Regions from separate parts of the Homo sapiens genome. Here region 2 is linked to region 1. Evidence: chromatin contacts called from ENCODE Hi-C or POLR2A ChIA-PET data. All regions are on one chromosome and are shown on one strand. Each heading gives the region's core, a stretch centred on a gene start or an enhancer-like site at or near the end of the contact. The rest is flanking DNA. Distances are from core to core; before and after follow the strand shown.

Evidence for each region. A loop is a pair of places that touch in the nucleus more often than their neighbours do. ChIA-PET counts read pairs that join two places held with the same protein, here RNA polymerase II (POLR2A). Pooled maps may share reads with other maps.
Region 2: a loop to region 1 is called in a pooled map, with 2.0 times the contacts of the local background. The contact joins the promoter of RILPL1 here to the enhancer-like site in region 1. A Hi-C loop is called at or near these places in 1 of 50 pooled maps. POLR2A ChIA-PET finds 5 or more read pairs at or near these places in 5 of 52 experiments (BJ, HepG2, K562 and 2 more).

What each region holds. Positions count from the first base shown.
Region 1 is chr12:122,812,142-122,814,841 of GRCh38, reverse strand. CCDC62 (coiled-coil domain containing 62) reads right to left here. Exons shown (of 13, transcript NM_201435.5): 11 at 1,423-1,572. Among named protein-coding and RNA genes, the nearest start is that of HIP1R, 22 kb to the left of the region's middle. RefSeq lists an enhancer at 1,165-1,244 and a silencer at 2,430-2,605. Within about 2 kb of position 1,366, at least 2 of the 41 ENCODE cell types and tissues checked have a DNase peak (open chromatin) inside an H3K27ac peak, as active enhancers do.
Region 2 is chr12:123,532,389-123,535,088 of GRCh38, reverse strand. It overlaps RILPL1 (Rab interacting lysosomal protein like 1), which reads left to right and starts at 1,370. Exons shown (of 7, transcript NM_178314.5): 1 at 1,370-1,915. The coding sequence starts at 1,607. RefSeq lists silencers at 442-627, 647-1,336 and an enhancer at 1,552-2,369.

The DNA.
Region 1 (2,700 bases), core at 117-2,616:
CTCAAAAATAAATAAATACACAAAATTAAAATTAGGCCGGGCAGGGTGGCTCATGCTTGTAATCCCAACACTTTGGGAGGCCAAGGCAGGTGGATCACTTGAGGTCAGGAGTTCGAGACCAGCCTGGTCAACATGGTGAAACCCCGTCTCTAATAAAAATGCAAAAATTAGTGAGGCATGGTGGCAGGTGCCTGTAATCTCAGCTACTTGGGAGGCTGAAACAGGAGAATTGCTTGAACCCAGGAGGCAGAGAATTGCAGTGAGCTGAGATCGTGCCATTGCACCCCAGCCTGGGCAACAAGAGCAAAACTCAGTCTCAAAAAAAAAAAAAAAAAAATTAAAAGTCCATATCTGTTAGAGAGACATCATGATCATGAAATATTTATGAGTGACATGATATGATGCTGAGCTAAAATGCTTCCAAAGAAAACGTGTATGGATGGGGTAAGATAAAATCGATGGTGGTCAAAGGTGAGTGACCGTGCCATTCTTTCCACTTCAGTGCATATTTGAAATTTTCTTTCTTTCTTTCTCTCTCTCTTTTTTTTTTTTTTTTTTTTTTGAGGTGGAGCTTTGCTCATTGCCAAGGCTGGAGTGCAATGGCACAATCTCGGCTTACCATAACCTCCACCTCCGGGGTTCAAGCAATTCTCCTGTCTCAGCCTCCCGAGTAGCTGGGATTACAGGCATGTGCCACTATGTCCGGCTAATTTTGTATTTTTAGTAGAGACGGGGTTTCTCCATGTTAGTCAGGCTGGTCTTGAACTCCTGACCTCAGGTAATCCACCCGCCTCGGCCTCCCAAAGTGCTGGGATTACAGGCATGAGCCACCACGCCCGGCCTTGAAACTTTCTATAATAAAATTTGGTTTTTTAAAACATTTCCAGCTGGCCGTGGTGGCTCACGCCTGTAATCCTAGCACTTTGGGAGGCCAAGGTGGGTGGATCACTGGAGATCAGGAGTTTGAGACCAGCCTGGCCAACATGGTGAAACCCTGTCTCTACTAAAAATATAAAAATTAGCCGGGCATGGTAGAGTAGGCCTTTAGTCCCAGTTACTTGGGAGGCTGAGGCAGGAGAATCACTTGAACCCGGGAGGTGGAGGTTGCAATGAGCTGAGATCGTGCCACTGCACCTCAGCCTGGGCGACAAGAGCAAAACTCTGTACCCGCCCCCTCCAAGAAAAAAGTCCCCAAGAATTTATCTTCATATGCCCCAGATCATTAGAAAGAGGAAGTTTGGGTCCAGTGACATCTAAGTGTAACTTTTTCCTCCTTAAAACAAGCATGTTCCCTTTCCTCCCTAGAGACACAGAAACTCTCCCTCTAACAGAAAGGCCGCCCTGCCGGTGATATTTGCACACTGGTGTTCAGTGGTGTGTTTGGATGTGACAAATATAGTCAAGAGAAAATGAAACGCATACATTTGTGGCACTGCCAGTGAGATTCTCATGGCTGATGGGCAGCAGTGTGCTCAGCTCCAGGTCCGTCACCATCTGACGAGATTCCGCCAGCAAACGCTGGAGCTTGCTCGTGGGCGAGAAATCATCCTGGGAGGGTAACACAATTGAAGCCTACAGGAAATTAAGAGGCACCTTTAAATGCTTAGGTTTACAAACACAAATGCTAACTACCTAGGAATATTGTTTTCTTTTTTCTTTCTCTTGCTCTGACGCCCAGGCTGAAGTGCAGTGGCACAATCACAGCTGATTGCCTCAAGCTCCTGGGCTCGAGTGATCCTCCTGCCTCAGCCTCCTGAAAAGCTGGGACCATAGGTGTGTGCAACCACACCGAGCAATTTTTTTTTTGGTAGAGGTGGGATCTCACTATGTTGCCCAGGCTGGTCTTGAACTCCTGGCCTCAAGTTACCCTCCTGCCTCGGCCTCCCAAAGTGCTGGGGTTATAGGCGTGAGCCACTACACCCGATCACCTGTGAATATTTCTTTGTCTTTAGGTGTTACAAAGCAAAGCTGGACATCAAATAGTAGAATAAGAATAACTAAATTCATTCCTTTTCTTTCTTTCTTTCTTTCTTTCTTTCTTTCTTTCTTTCTTTCTTTCTTTCTCTCTCTCTCTCTCTCTCTCTCCCTCCCTCTCTCTCTCTTTCTTTTTTTTTTTTTTTGAGACGGAGTCTCGCTCTGTCACCCAGGCTGGAGTGCAGTGGCATCATCTCGGCTCACTTCAAGCTCCACCCACCTCAGCCTCCCAAGTAGCTGGGACTACAGGCACCCACCACCATGCCTGGCTAATTTTTTTTTGTATTTTTTAGTAGAGACGGGGTTTCACCACGTTAGCCAGAATGGTCTCAATCTCCTGACCTCGTGATCTGCCTGCCTCAGCCTCCCAAAGTGCTGGGATTACAAGTGTGAGCCACCGCACCCGGCCTCTTTTTTTTTTTTTTGAGACGGAGTTTTGCTCTTGTTGCCTAGGCTGGAGTGCAATAGTGTAACCTCAGCTCACTGCAACCTCCACCTCCCGGGTTCAAGTGATTCTCCTGCCTCAGCCTCCCGAGTAGATGCGGCTACAGTTGCCCGCCACCACACCTGGCTAATTTTGTATTTTTAGTAGAGACAGGGTTTCACCATGTTGGCCAGGCTGGTCTTGAACTTCTGACCTCCAGTGATCCATCCGCCTCGAACTCCCACAGTGCTAGGATTACAGGCGTGAGCCACTGCACCCAGCCCCCTTTATTTCTTAGAACC
Region 2 (2,700 bases), core at 121-2,620, 720 kb before region 1:
CGCGATTTCGGCTTGCTGCAACCTCCGCCTCCCGGGTTTAAGCAACTCTCTGCCTCAGCCTCCTGAGTAGCTGGGATTACAGGCATGCGCCACCATGCCCGGCTAATTTTTGTATTTTTAGTAGAGACGGGGTTTCACCACCTTGGCTAGGCTGGTCTTGAACTCCTGACCTCGTCCACCTCAGTCTCCCAAAGTGCTGGGATTACAGGCGTGAGCCACCGCGCCCGGCCAACTTTTAGATTTTTAATCAATACGTGCCACGTTGGGGTGCGCTTTATGGCTACAAGGGCATTAAGATTTCTTCCCTCAAGGAGCCAAGATCTGACGGTGGAAACCTACCTGCAACCACACGGTGAAAACTCAGGATGCTAAGAGCAATCCTGATGGGGCAAGCAGGGGACTGTGAGTTTGCAAGGGGGTCCTTAACTCCTGCGTGGGGGGCGGGGAGGGTGGATGGGGTTCTGGGTTCAGGAAACGTTCTCCCGGGAGTGGGAGGGGGTCTGATGGACAAGTGGATTTGGCCAGCCCAAATGGACAGGGGGCCTTGGGACAAGAGAACTCGTGGTGCTGGAATGCCAAGCGGGCTTCGCTCTACTGTGAAGTGGCGTTCATGTCACAAGGAGCCAGTGATGGATGTGGCTCGGGGAGGCGCGCCCTGGGGCTCCGGGGATCCAGCATTCCTCGACACGTCGGCCCCTCTCCGGGCGCCTCTGCAAGTCCGCCTGGTGGCCGGGTCTGCGCGGAGTGTCTGCGGGCCGGGGGGGGTCCCCGTTCTCTTCCTGGGATGAGCCCCAGCCCGGGGACCTCCTCGTGACCCCTCCATCCCTCTCCAAGGCCGGGGCCGCTACCCGGAGCAGCGAATCGTCCCGCGAGACCAGCGCCCCCGGCCCCCTCTCCCGGGGCGGCCTGGACCCCTCCCGGCGGCCGGGTGGTGGGAGGAGTCAGCGCCGGGCGGGGGAGGGGCGGCCGGGGCACGGGTGAGGGGCGCCGCGGGTCCGGCGGCTGGAGAGGGGGGCCCGGAGTGCAGGCCGCGGAGTCGGCGCTTGGGGGGGTACCCCGGGGCGCCCCCGGGCGGCGGAAAGCGGGCGCGCCCCTGGCCAGGCCGGGATTGGGGCGGGGCGCGCGGCCTCCCTGTGGGGAAGCGATCACCCGGCCTCGCAGCCGCCGCCGCCAAAGTTTCCCGGAGGAGCCGCGGGCCGCCCTTCCTCTCCGGCCCCGCGCTCTGCCGCCCCTCAGGCCCGCACCGCCCCGAGGCGCCCGGCCCGGCTCCATTGAGCGCAACTCGGATCCCAACTTGGGAGGCGCCGCGGGCCTGCGCACGCGCGCGCCCTCCCCGCTGCCGCCGCCGCCGCCGCCGCCGCCGCCGCCCACTCGGGAGCAGCTCCGGGCCGAGCCGGGCGCCCAGACCCCGGGCCCGCACACCCCGCGCCGCCGCCCGTGCCCGCGCCCGCGCCCGCCGCCCGCTGCCCGCTGCGCCCTCGCCCCAGCGCCCGCTGAGCGCGCCCGCCCGCGGCCCAGGCTGGGCCCGGCCGGCCCGGCCCTCGACAGCGGCAAGTTTGGGAGTTGCACGAGTTTGCGGGGCGGGGGACAGGCCAGGAGGGTGGCCATGGAGGAGGAGCGGGGGTCGGCGCTGGCGGCCGAGTCGGCGCTGGAGAAGAACGTGGCCGAGCTGACCGTCATGGACGTGTACGACATCGCGTCGCTTGTGGGCCACGAGTTCGAGCGGGTCATTGACCAGCACGGCTGCGAGGCCATCGCGCGCCTCATGCCCAAGGTCGTGCGCGTCCTGGAGATCCTGGAGGTGCTGGTCAGCCGCCACCACGTCGCGCCCGAGCTGGACGAGCTGCGCCTGGAGCTGGACCGCCTGCGCCTGGAGAGGATGGACCGCATCGAGAAGGAGCGCAAGCACCAGAAGGTGGGCGGCGGCCTCGGTCTGTCCGTCCGGGCAGTGGGACCGCGGGGACCCAAGGGCTCTTCCGCATTGGGCAGCTGTGGGTGCGCACGTGTGTGTGTTCAGGGACCGGACCAGAGGAGACCCGACGTGGGGAGGGAGGGAGGCCCTGGCCTTCTTTTGCCCGACCAGGGGTGGCTGGCAGATACCACCCGAGAGATTAAGAGCTGTTCTCTGGAGTTCCAATCCCACCTTTACCGTTTAATAGCTGTGTGACTTTAGGTAAGTTACTTAACCTCTCTGTGCTTTATTTCCTCACCTGTCAAATGGTAATCATAATAGGACCCACCTTAGAAGAATTAAATGGGACCATATAAGCTAAGTGCTTAGACATATTATTCTCTTCCAGACATGAAATAAGCCTCTTGGCCTCCCGAGTTACCAAGAAGATGTGACATCAGGCCCAGGACCCTTTCTTCATCCCCCCCCCCCCCAGTCTCCCCAGAGCAAAGGGAATGTGACCTCCAGCCACTGAGCTTCGTGACCCCTAGTCTTCGGGTTCATATTTGCAACTTTCTTCCCGGGACTCCCCTAGCTTATGAACCTGTGGTAGCCCGTGTTCTCTCCTCTGATTTTATCCTTAATCCTCACAGGACTCTATAGAGACTATCTTCATTTTACAGATAAAGAAACCGAGGGTCACAGTGGGAGGAGCAATTTGTCCCAAATTAGTGGTGAGAGAGTCCCAGCCCCCGTGTCTCCTCCCCACCCTGTTTGAATTGGGGGAAAGGGATGATTTGGGGTGGCTT